Regions from separate parts of the Homo sapiens genome. Here regions 1, 2 and 3 are each linked to region 4. The links are chromatin contacts, found by Hi-C or POLR2A ChIA-PET in ENCODE. All regions are on one chromosome and are shown on one strand. The core of a region is the stretch at or near the end of the contact, and the rest is flanking DNA. Distances in the headings are between cores, read along the strand shown. Region 1 has its middle 32 kb from the start of BHLHE40-AS1. Region 2 holds the start of BHLHE40 (basic helix-loop-helix family member e40). Region 3 holds the start of ITPR1 (inositol 1,4,5-trisphosphate receptor type 1). Region 4 holds the start of LMCD1-AS1 (LMCD1 antisense RNA 1).

Region 1 (2,700 bases), core at 72-2,571, 3.5 Mb after region 4:
TTGTCATTTCAATGTCAACAGCCCAAGGGAGACAGCTCTGTGGAGCAGGACCAGCCCAGCTATAAAGATCTGTCACTTGGCCTGGCCCAGTGGCTCATGCCTGTAATCCCAACACTTTGGGAGGCCGAGGCAGGTGGATCACTTGAGGCCATGAGTTTGAGACCAGCCTGACCAACATGGCGAAACCCTGTCTCTACTAAAAATACAACAATTAGCTTGGCGTGGTGGCACACGTCTGTAATCCCAGCTACTCAGGAGGCTGAGGCAGGAGAATTGCATGAACCCAGGAGGTAGAGGTTGCAGTGAGCCGAGATCACGCCACTGCACTCCAGCCTGGGTGACAGAGCAAGACTCCATCTCAAAAAAAAAAAAAAAAAAATCTGTCAACACACTATTTCCACCATCAACACCCTTCCTTTAGCTGTAAGACCTGAGAGGGCAGTATCCCACAGCATACCCAGCAATTGACATGCAGGCTGGTATGCAGCAGGTGCTCAATAACTGAACAAGTTAACATGCATTTAACTCTCCCTGCTGCCACAGACCAGCTGTGTGACCCTGGTCAACTTCCTTAACTTGTCTGAGCTACTACTTCCTCTATCAGGACACGGGAGAGTGCCAGTGAAAACACAGACTGTTGCCTTCCCACCTTTGTGAGATAAGAAAGCAGGAGCATCGAGTCCATAGTTGTCATCAAAATATGGTGGGGGTGGAATGGAGGAGCTACTTTCCCTTTCCAAAAGTCTGCAGCTTCTGTTGCTGCTAGTTCCAAGGGTGTGGTACAGATGTTACTTTTTAGGAAGATGGTGTGGGGATGTGGTTAAGAGCCCATGATCTGGGGGCTGAGTACCTGGGTTCAAATGCTGCCTCCTCCACCCATCACTACCTGGTGGCCACCGGCAAGCCACTTCATCTCGCTGAACTTGTTTTCCCATGTGTAAAACAGAGTTGTCAGGAGGCTTACGTGAGATAAATCCCACATCCCTGGCACATAATAGATGCTCCATGCACCTTAGCCATGATCACCAATTTCCACCTCCCAACACTGTGAGGGAGATGACTCTCCCCAGGGTGCAAAAGAGGAAACCAGGGCTGGCCAGGTGGAGAGGCCCTCTCCTGACAGCAGAACCAGAACCAGACACCCTTCTCCCACCCAGGCCCACCACAGCTGCCAAACATGAGGTGATGGGACAGCCCTCGTGGCCTCCACCCACCGCCCTGGTGGAGAAGTGAAACATGAACCCACCAGTGCAAGACAGAGGAAGAGGCACCAGCGAAGGTAAGAAGAGTCGGGTGGCCCTGAATTTTGTCAAAGGGACAGTCCAGGACAAGGTCAAGTCCGGGGTGGCAAGAGGGTGGAGGCGGTGGGAGGATAGTATGACAAGAGGGGTATGGGGGTTGAGTCGGCCGGCGGCCCGGGGTGAAAAGCTGGTCCCGAGAATGAGGAAGGAAGCCTTTTTATCAGTGTTAACAAGAACAGAGAGGGAAGTTCTTTGCATCTGGCCAGATACCTCAGCTGTGACCTCCTGTCTCTAAGGAGGGGGTCCCTGCAAGTTTTGCTTTCAAAAGTCTCTTGGGAGAAAACACAAGTCCCTGATTCTTAGAAGCTGCCTTCGTCTTAACTTAAGAAATCCCTCAGTGGCTTTTTGGTTAGCACGACAGGGTTAGCCTTTCTGACTGGTGGGCTTCCAGCCTCTAAGGATAGCTGGGTTTCCCTTGCTTTCGCCTACCCATTTGCAGGCAAGAAAACTGAAGCTGGACGCTGGCCTCCAGTCCTGTCTTTGCCATTAGCAGCCCTGGGATCTTAGTGCCTTCACCAGCCGAGCTTCAGTTTTTCCACCTGTAAAATGGAGGGTTGAGGCCACATCTTCCTTTTAGTCCTTCCTCTTCCCTTCCCTCCAGAGCAAGTGGTGTGGAATTCTAAGGCAAAAGTCACCCTGATTGAATGGTGTAGATTAGTCAAGAACCCAGCACTGAGGTCAGCCTCTGGAAGCAATTTAAGATGACCCAAGGATTTGAGATTCCAACCTCCTGCATGCAAGCAGAAGTGCTTCCTCCTACATAGGGCTGCCCTCCTTCCTGAGCAACTGGGCTGATTTGTGGAAGAAACAGCTGTGCTTTCTGGTGAGCTCCAATGCCAAACATGTAGGCCTTGGATCAGGCAGGATGTTCCATCAGCAGTCATTGTTCACACCTGTGCTGTATGGGCCAGGCATCGAGCCAATAGTAACACCTCCTTTCACCCCACAACAACCCTGTACCAAGCACACACCCATTTTATACCTGAGGAAGCTGAGGCTTGGAGAGGCACCGCGCCCAGGGTCATGTAACCACAGGTGACAAAATGAAGATGCAAATGCAACCTGAGTGATTCCTTTTGATGGAGCCACACCATTTAAATCAATGCTGGGTGATTGGATTATATGTAATTTTTTTAAATTAAAAACATTTTTTTGCCAGACACAGTTGCTCATGCCTGTAATCCCAGCACTTTGGGAGGCCGAGGCGAAGTGGATCACTTGAGGTCAAGAGTCCGAGACCAGCCTGGCCAATACAGTAAAACCCCGTCTCTACTGAAAATACAAAAAATTACCTGGGTATGGTGGTGGGCAACTGTAATCCCAGCGACTTGGGAGGCTGAGGCAGGAGAATCACTTTAACCTGGGAGGCAGAGGTTGCAGTGAGCTGAGATCGCACCAC
Region 2 (2,850 bases), core at 157-2,656, 3.5 Mb after region 4:
GAGGGCTACTGTCAAGAAAGGACAGGCCGTAAAAATCACACACCAAAGCAAGTCCCCTTATTTGACAACAACAACAAAAAAGGTGGGGGGAGTGGTAGAGGGGAAGGGGTAAATAAAATGTGTGTGTTTCTTGGCGTGTTCCTTTAAGTGAGAAAAACTAGGGAATCCTGAAAATCACCAGAAGTTAAACTCCTGAAAAGGAAGGCCAGTTGGTGTTGGAGCCAACTTGGAGAGGTCCAAGTGGTTCTCGCCTCATTTGCATGAGTCAGCCAGAAAACGCCAGGACTGTGGAGGAGGACCCCACCGCAGAGCCACCCGCCAGCTCTGATCCGCCAGTCTGGTCTGCAGTTCCCCGCGGAACCTGCAGGCGGCGAGTGACCCGCCCGCCCTCTGGGCAAAGGACTGGGTTGGAAAGGGGCCAGCTTCTCACTTACTGTAAGTTTGAGATGTTCGGGTAGGAGATCCTTCAGCTGGGCGATGCACTCGTTAATCCGGTCACGTCTCTTTTTCTCGATGAGCCGGTGCGGCAATTTGTAGGTCTCCTGCAAGACGCACGGGGAGGCGGTGGGCGCTTGGGGAAGGAGATGAGAAGCCTATCCTCCCAGCCCCGCAGCAACAGTCCGGCAGAGGAGCAGAGTAGCAGAGTAGCACCCAGAACCATCGTCTGCCCTTTCTTTTCCAAGTCACTCAGAAGAGGCACCGAGCCCACACCCTGCATCCCCTCGCCAACCTCAAAGCGAGAAAACTTTTCTTGGAAACTCAGCGCGCGCGAGGGGCTGAGCGCAGGGTCCCTAGGGGTGCACTTGCTTACCTTGCTGTCCTCGCTCCGCTTTATTCCCCGTCTTGACTTGTACACTTGGTACATGTGGGCAGGGTACATCCTGCAGGAAGAGAGACCAGGAAGGGTCGTGACTGCTTGCGCACGGCTGCAGGCGTTCTGCCGGGCAAGAACCTCCCGGTGCGCCCGGAGCTGCTCCAAGTTGAGAGTGGCGCATAACATGGGGCTGCAGTTGAGGCTTGAAGGGCCAAGGAGTGCCAACTTACCCTGGTAGGTCTCCGTGCTCCAGTCCCGGTGCTTTGGGCAGGCAGGCGGGGGGTGGTTGCGCGCTGGGGATCCGCTCCATGGCGCGGCGAGCCGGGGCCACTGCGCGCTCCTGTCTGCACTAGCGGAGCGTCTGGATGAGGACTGCCCTGGAGAGGGCTTCGGGGGTCTCTCCGCAGATGTTCCTCTGAGTCTGAGCTCTTTGAAATCCCCTGGGCTGCTGGAATCTTCGGCTTTGAGATGCAGCTTCAGTTGGGGGCGTGCATGGCCCGGTGTCCCCGCGGCCTCTGGCTCCGACTCAGCGCACAGACTGGCGGTGTGTGCTCCCTGCGCGGTCTGTCTGCGCCGTGCGAGCCAAGTGAATGAGAAGTGGGGCGGGCGGGGAGGCGGGAGGGAGCGGGTGAGGGGGGGGCGGTTAGGGCGGAGTGGGGGGGTGGGGGGGCAAGCCGAGGAGTAATGGAGAGGCTGCGGGCTGGGTTAAATGGGAGCGAGTGGGTGGGTTGGAGCTACGTGTTCTACCCTGTGACTCCAGGCACGTCTGGCCACTGCCGGGGAGGGAAGGAGCGACCTGCCCGCCCTCCCCCGGCTTCATCACATGAGTCTCACGTGTTGGACAACGCTCCGGCGGCTGCTAGGGAGCCCCCACCCCCAGCCCCGGCCCCCAGGTGTCTGCGGCTGCGGCCGCCTTTCCCCGAAGAGGGGGTGGCAGCACGACCTGGGTCCTGCCCAGTTGGGTGGGGGGCGCGGAAGCTGGAAGGGACGGGGGTGCTGGGGGAGGGGGAGAAGTTGGTAACGTGGGCGAACCTGCCCCAGGGAAATGAAGTAAGTTCCCGTCTCCTGGGAGGGAACGGGGGAGGACGGATCCGCCCGCGTCTGACTCAAGCCGGGAGAGGAATATCCCCTTGCTAGCTCCAGCCCAGCCCTCTTCCTCCTCCCCCGCCCGGCCCGCTTGGAGGAACCGGCGCGCTGCGGAGGGAGTCGCCCGGCCCCCCAGCCTTCCCCAGAGGCTGGGGTTTCTTTCCGTCCTGGCTTCCCTGCCCCCACTGCTCACCCTCGCGTCCAGGAATTGCCCGCCTTGGGGAGGGACCGAGGGGCGGGGCGGATGTCACCCCATGGGAAGCGGGCCGACGGCCAAGCGCAGGGGCAGCTGAGGCTGCCGCCGAGCACGCCGCGCGCACCTGACCGTGGAGGGTGTGAGCCGAGGGCCCCTCGCTCCCAGGAGCTCCGCTCCTGGGCACAACCTGCGGGCGGGCGGGCACCCGGTTGCGCAGCCCCCTGGGTGCCCCAGTGTCACCCCCTTCCTCCCGGCCAGTCAAGCGCAGAAAGATACCGGGCGCTGTGCCCGGCGCTCCCTCCCTCCTCTGCCCCCTCCGGAGCAGAGGCGCCCCGGTCGCCTCCCCTCCGGCTGCAGCGTTACACAACCGCGGCGGCGGCGCCTGCCCTGCAGCAGCGCAGGGCGTGACGCTTCACGTGGCCGGGCTCAGGTCGTAGCACCGCGGACCGCGAGCCTCTCTGCGTTGACCCAGGGACTGAGACCCCGGGGACGTGGCGTGCCAGCCCGGATCGGCCCTCTCCCTGCCTGTTGGGAAGTTCGGCGGCGCTGTTCGCGGTCTGCACCCAGGGCAGGAGGGATGAGAGAGACAAGAAAAAAAAACCGCCTGTTACAGGGAAATCTTAGCAATCATGCGGTCGACACGTATTTCTTGAGCCCCCTGCTCTGCACTAGGCGCTGCACTAGTTGATGAATCCGACACGGATCCTGCCCTTGAACTTGCAGAACCTCTAGGAAGAGGTTAAATTGAGCAATA
Region 3 (2,700 bases), core at 110-2,609, 4.0 Mb after region 4:
CTACTTCCAAGAAACGGACTGTCCACTGGACCTCTGCTCCCAAAAGCCCTCACCAAAGGCAGAGGCAAATTTTGAAGACTGAGCCACGGAGTTTCTTTTTCTTTCTTACTCCCCACCTCCTTGGCGGTTTAGATAGAACTTAAAATAGGCTTAGGACAAAAACTCATTATTGACTACAGCACTCAGGCTTCCACACTCACCTGACCTGGGTCAGGCACTCTGTTGCCAAAGCAAGCCCAGCGAGGGGTGCAAATCCTGCTCCTCTGTAGTCAGCTCCTAAATATTTAGAAAGAAAGAAGACTGAGTACCAGACCGCGGAAGATGAGCTCTAACAGAAATGCTCCAAATTACAAGTTTCCACCTTCTTTAGCCTCCTTCACTGGGGACAGCCCCCCCGCCCCCAAACTTGGTAGGCAGGTTGGTGGGATCGCTTGGGCGAAGATTCCAGGTAACTACGCTTACTTATTTCCAGGATGTAACTGACAATTGAGACTAGGCACGCACAAACTTCGAACGTGCGGGAGGCTGGAACTAAGGGAAGTGTTTGGCAGATCCCAAAGCACTTGTTTCCCGGCGAGAAGGCCAAGTATCCGAAGCCCGCATCCTCATTGGACATGAGCTTCGTCCACACTTCATCCCTCACCGCTTCTCCGGTTTTCTTCCGTTTTTAAAAACCCTCCCCACGGGGGGCCCCTACACATGCATTATTCTCCCAACCACGGAGCGCAAGAGAGGGATACATTTTTAGAAAGATTATTTCCTTGAGCAGACTCACATATGACACCCCCACAACCTCTCTTCAAAAAAAAAAAAAAAAAAAGAACTATTTCCTGCAGCTGCAGCAACAGTTTCCAACTTGGGGGAATGCCACATCAGACCAGAATGGGGAGCCCCCAAAGCCACGCACTAGAGTAGAGGATATTTGTTTTTTAAGCTTCAAATGAGCTCCCCCCAAAACAACTGCCCGCAGTAAAGGAACCCCCAAATGCATGCCAAGTGCATGCACATCCATCAAGATCTCCCCGAGAGCGGGGCAAAAACTTCTGCGCCCGGGGAGCCAGTGCCAACTCCCCGCGCCCTCTGCCCGGCCCCAGCCGCTACCTTGGTGCCCGGGGAGCCACGCCGGTTTGGGGGAGCAGGGCGAGGAGAGGGGTTAGCAGCCGCTGGGTAATCCCATGTCCGCGAAGAGGGAGCTCGTTCCGTTAGGATGGAAGCGGAACACCCACACCTCCTCTCGGCGTGCGCTTTCTCTCTCTCCACCCCCTGCCTCCTCCTCCACCACCACCTCCTCCTCCTCCTCTCCTCCCACCCCAGCGAGCTTGAGGAAACGCTTCAGCAGCACATCCACATGGTTACTGCACTTTAAAGCGGCTCCGGGTGGCTTATATAGGCCGGGAAGCTCCCTGGGCAATGTAGTCCAAGTAGCGGGTCGTGGCGGCGCCTGAGGCTGCGGGGAGGGACTACAAGTCCCAGAATCCCCTGGGCGCCCGGGCTGGGCCCTAAATAGACGCGTGCGGGGACAGGGGAGGGGCGTCCTGCGAGGCTTTCAGGCTGCTGAGCCTGTTCCTTGGCTGGGGTCGGTAGGGCTTGGAGCCAGCCGTTCAAAGTCACCCCTGGGAAGCGCCCGCAACCCTTGGGGACGCCTCTCCTCCGGCTGCCCCCCTTCCCTGGAATCCAGGTGTCACTGGGGCCGGGGAGGGGCTAGGAGCTCGGATTTCTGCTTTGGGAAGTTTTTACAAGCCCACCCTCCCCCTGCCTTGGTTCCCCGAGCCAAGAATTTCAGAAATCCGGGGCACAAAAACGCCAGTGTTTGCGGTCAAGGATTAAAGGCGCGAGGTGTCTTTATTTAATCTGCTCCGCCCTGCTCGGGTTTGCACGAGAAACCAAGCCTGGGAGCGACGGTCCACGCAAGCGGAGACACAGGCAAGTCGCGTGAGAGCACTTTTCTGAGCCCGAGTTGCTTGTCTTTTATCGCCCGTGAGGAGGTAAAGAAAGGCAGACCTCTCCGGTGCACAAATAAAGGAGCCGTGTTGTGACTTGCCGGCTCTGAGATTGGGAGGCAGAAAATAAATACAAACCGCGACCTCAGTCCTGACCGTACCTCTAGCAGCCCCTCTGCTCCTGGGAGCTGTAAATGCTTAAGTAAATAAACCGCAAACCAGAAAAATAAGGGCTTAGGAAAGAGCCGCTCACACAGAGATGCGCATCCAGGCGGGGCGCTCTCCAAGAGCTCCGAATGGGGCAAGGTGGGTTTCACCCGCTGCCAAGTAATGCCTGGGCTCCCGGGCTACACGCTGCTTAGGGCTCCGGCTTTTGCAAGGAGGGGAAGAGCTAAGCCCGGAGGCAGTCAGCCGACTGCCCTGTCTTGCCTCAAATGACGTATATTCATTCCTCAAACGTTTCCTGAGTGTTTACTAGGTGCCAGGCGCTGGGGCATAGTGGTGAGCCAAACGCATTATAGCATCCCAGACAGGCACTTCCTGACGCCGCCTAAAGATCTGTTATAACAATAGTAATAATAATGATAATAATCAATGGGGAGGCTGATTTTATTGAGCCCAGACCACATGCAGTTTTCATGCGTCATGCTATTGAGTTTTACCAACTGTAGGTATATTTATTATATCTATTTGGCAGGTGCACAATCCAGGGCTCAGAGAAATCAGGTAACTTCCCAAATGACCCCTCGAGTTAAGTGGT
Region 4 (2,731 bases), core at 134-2,633:
ATCAGAGACAAGGAAACTGAGGCTCAGAAAAGTGACCTGGTGAATCATGTGCAGTTAAAAAGTGGCAGGGACTGAGTCTGGATGCCTAGGGCTTGCCTTACAGTCAGCTGCCTGTTAGAACCAACTCTCTGTGACCCCGGGCCTCAGTTTCCCGATCTGTAAAGCCTAGGTTGTCTCTCTGTTCCCTTCCCGTTCACATGTTCTCTAAGTCTCCAGCCTGTGCCTTCTCCCAGCTGCATTCAGGTAGGCAACAAGTGGTATTGGAGCTATAGGCACAGCCGCAGGCTCCTGTGCAGGAGTTTACCCATGACCTTCTGGGCTCCGGGCCAGCCCTTCTTGTAAGGGAAACGTGCAGACCCTGGGGACAGAAATCAGTTCCCTTATGCTGGAACTGCTGCCACTGCCAACATCACCAACTAAAGAAACTGCGTGCGTGTGTGTGTGTGTGTGTGTGTGTGTGTGTGTGTGTGTATTGGGGGAAACACACAAAACACTGGGATAATAGCAAAAGGGAGACTGTGAGTAAATATTACATGCTCTCAACCCTTACTTCAGCCACCTGAGGACAGGGAGTGAGGAAGCTAGGGGTTTTTCCTTTACAGACCATAAGATTTCATATATATATATTATATATTATATATATTTTATATATAATATATATTATATATATTTTATATAATATATATTATATATTTTATATATAATATATATTATATATAATATATATTTTATATATTATATATAATATATATTATATATATTTTATATATATATTTTATATACATTTTATATATATTGTATATATATGTAAAACCTTAATTAAACTTTAACTAGCATCACCAAAGACATAAGACCCTTTGCAAATATTTTACACAACATTGGGTTTGGGGTGTGTGTGCCTGTTAGCTCAAACATGTATTCCCAACTATTTGTTTTCCATGCAGTTTTGGAATTTAAAGAGTTCCCTTCTCATTACCTTTTGGGAAGTTTCCGCGAACAGATGGGAAGGGGAACAAGAAAAAGTAAGAATCTGGGTAAATACAAACAGCTTTCCACTCACCTTTTTAACTCCTGGGTTGAGGTCCTTAGCCACCTTTGCCATCCTCTTCTGGGGTGGGGGAACAGCGCCTGGCTTCTCAGGCAGAGGCGCGAGGGCGCGCAGCGGGGACAGCGGCGGCTGAATGGCCAAGTTCGCGGGCCTGGGAGGGAGCTCTGTGCGCAGCCAGGCGCAGCTGGGCCGCTTTAATTGGAGAGCGGGACTCCCTCTAAAACCTCGCCAGCCACTCCGCGCCGGCGCTCGCGCGAGGCCAGCCAATCCCAGCGCGAGGCTGTCCCCCTCCCTCAGGGAGGTCTCTGCACTGTGGCAGCGAGCGGAGCTGAGCGCCGGCTGCCCTGACGTCAGCATGGCCGCGGCCCCTGACTACCCAGCTCCCTTCTATCCCTCGAGCGGCAGGAATCCGTCCCCACGCCCTTTTCCTTTAAAGGGCAACGGGCCGAAGGTGGGGCGGGCGGCGCGGCTCCCGCGATCCATTCAGGTCAAAAGGGAGAGTGATCAAACAGGAGAGCCGAGGTATTTTTAGTGAGCTGGATCCAGAAATAAATGCTGAGCTGTGCTCCCCTTCCCACCCTTTCTGCCTGGTCGTAGGGGGCGCGGGGAGGGCTGAGGGAGGAGGTGTTTTGCAGGAGCTGGCTAACGTTTCCCAAACCTGGGCGAGTTCTCCAATATCCAGAGAGGAGAAAAGATTCCAGCGAGTTATGATTTTTTTAAACTTAACGTTCGTAAAGTATTAAACTGCTTTCTTATAACTTGCTTTAACATAAATCCTTCTTATTCCATGAGCAAGAAATCACTGTCCTGATCTTAGAGATGCTCCTGTGGACATACTGTCTTGTTGTATGCTCATATTATCTCAGATATTATTATTATTATGACTGTAAGACGATAGATGAGGAAATAATCAGAATAACTGGTCCACAGCTGAATTACTGAGCAAGGCTTTAACCTGAGAGACTGAGAGTAATAGAGAGAAAGCTCATGGGGGCGTGGCGGGGGGGGGGAGGGAGGCGGCGGGCACAGGATTGTAAACTATAAACTAGGAAGTTAGTAATTTTTAGATAAATGGGGTCATGCAGGCCTGGACAAACAAGATTCCATCTGAGTTCACAAATCCATGGAATGTGGAGTCCTTGCAACGCATAACATAACTACTCTTATAAGACAGAATTGGCCAGGTTCCTCTCTCTATGCCACGTTGTTTGCCTATAAAGCCACATCTCTCTGCTGAGCCGGTTCCACAGACTTGGATTCCAGAGGCATTTCCCCCCTGCCCTGACAGAGGATTAAACACAAGCCCTTTTTATCCTAGAGAGAATACTGCTGTCTCTGTTGTGAGGTGTTCGGCCTGTAACCCGTCTTTGCAGTGCCCCCTGCCAGAAAAACCAGGGTCCCGTGGGCTAAAATAAAACTCGGTTGCACAGAGACTGAAGAGTGGTCCCGAAGTACACCATTCGGGAGGGATTTGGTGAGAAGGGGAGGCTGCAGTTCCCACTGTGGGGCTGTCTCTTGCTGGAGGCTTTTTCCTCTTGAAAGCCTCCTCCAATTTAGTTCTTATCATCATCTCCAGTCATCCCAAATCTCAGCCAGGGATCCTGAATTGTGACTTTTTATTACATATTCCTGGAAAGGGCTTTTTGTGGCTTATCTTTTCCAAGATGAGGGATGACCTATTTC

What was found. A loop is a pair of places that touch in the nucleus more often than their neighbours do. ChIA-PET counts read pairs that join two places held with the same protein, here RNA polymerase II (POLR2A). Pooled maps may share reads with other maps.
Region 1: a loop to region 4 is called in a pooled map, with 4 times the contacts of the local background. The contact joins the enhancer-like site here to the promoter of LMCD1-AS1 in region 4. A Hi-C loop is called at or near these places in 2 of 50 pooled maps. POLR2A ChIA-PET finds 5 or more read pairs at or near these places in 2 of 52 experiments (A549 and GM12878).
Region 2: a loop to region 4 is called in a pooled map, with 6 times the contacts of the local background. The contact joins the promoter of BHLHE40 here to the promoter of LMCD1-AS1 in region 4. A Hi-C loop is called at or near these places in 1 of 37 single-sample maps with no recorded cell type and 7 of 50 pooled maps. POLR2A ChIA-PET finds 5 or more read pairs at or near these places in 2 of 52 experiments (PC-3 and Panc1).
Region 3: a pooled map shows a loop between it and region 4 (18-fold over the local background). The contact joins the promoter of ITPR1 here to the promoter of LMCD1-AS1 in region 4. A Hi-C loop is called at or near these places in 3 of 37 single-sample maps with no recorded cell type and 7 of 50 pooled maps. POLR2A ChIA-PET finds 5 or more read pairs at or near these places in 1 of 52 experiments (SK-N-SH).

Annotation. Positions count from the first base shown.
Region 1 is chr3:5,010,472-5,013,171 of GRCh38, reverse strand. No RefSeq gene overlaps it. Among named protein-coding and RNA genes, the nearest start is that of BHLHE40-AS1, 32 kb to the right of the region's middle. RefSeq lists enhancers at 1-545, 645-714 and a silencer at 2,295-2,354. Within about 2 kb of position 1,321, at least 10 of the 41 ENCODE cell types and tissues checked have a DNase peak (open chromatin) inside an H3K27ac peak, as active enhancers do; they include GM12878, where a contact is called at or near this core.
Region 2 is chr3:4,977,993-4,980,842 of GRCh38, reverse strand. It overlaps BHLHE40 (basic helix-loop-helix family member e40), which reads right to left and starts at 1,406. Exons shown (of 5, transcript NM_003670.3): 1 at 1,045-1,406; 2 at 812-881; 3 at 435-542. The coding sequence starts at 1,124. It overlaps BHLHE40-AS1 (BHLHE40 antisense RNA 1), which reads left to right and starts at 882. Exons shown (of 3, transcript NR_125916.1): 1 at 882-1,048. RefSeq lists enhancers at 423-1,017, 1,125-1,274, 2,575-2,694, 2,825-2,850 and silencers at 1,425-1,484, 1,695-2,464.
Region 3 is chr3:4,492,007-4,494,706 of GRCh38, reverse strand. ITPR1 (inositol 1,4,5-trisphosphate receptor type 1) reads right to left here and starts at 1,359. Exons shown (of 62, transcript NM_001378452.1): 1 at 1,102-1,359; 2 at 201-276. ITPR1-DT (ITPR1 divergent transcript) reads left to right here and starts at 1,544. Exons shown (of 2, transcript NR_108075.1): 1 at 1,544-1,923. RefSeq lists a silencer at 1,021-1,290.
Region 4 is chr3:8,500,310-8,503,040 of GRCh38, reverse strand. It overlaps LMCD1-AS1 (LMCD1 antisense RNA 1), which reads left to right and starts at 1,383. Exons shown (of 4, transcript NR_033378.1): 1 at 1,383-1,570. LMCD1 (LIM and cysteine rich domains 1) reads right to left here and starts at 1,218. Exons shown (of 6, transcript NM_014583.4): 1 at 1,061-1,218. The coding sequence starts at 1,102. RefSeq lists an enhancer at 2,697-2,731.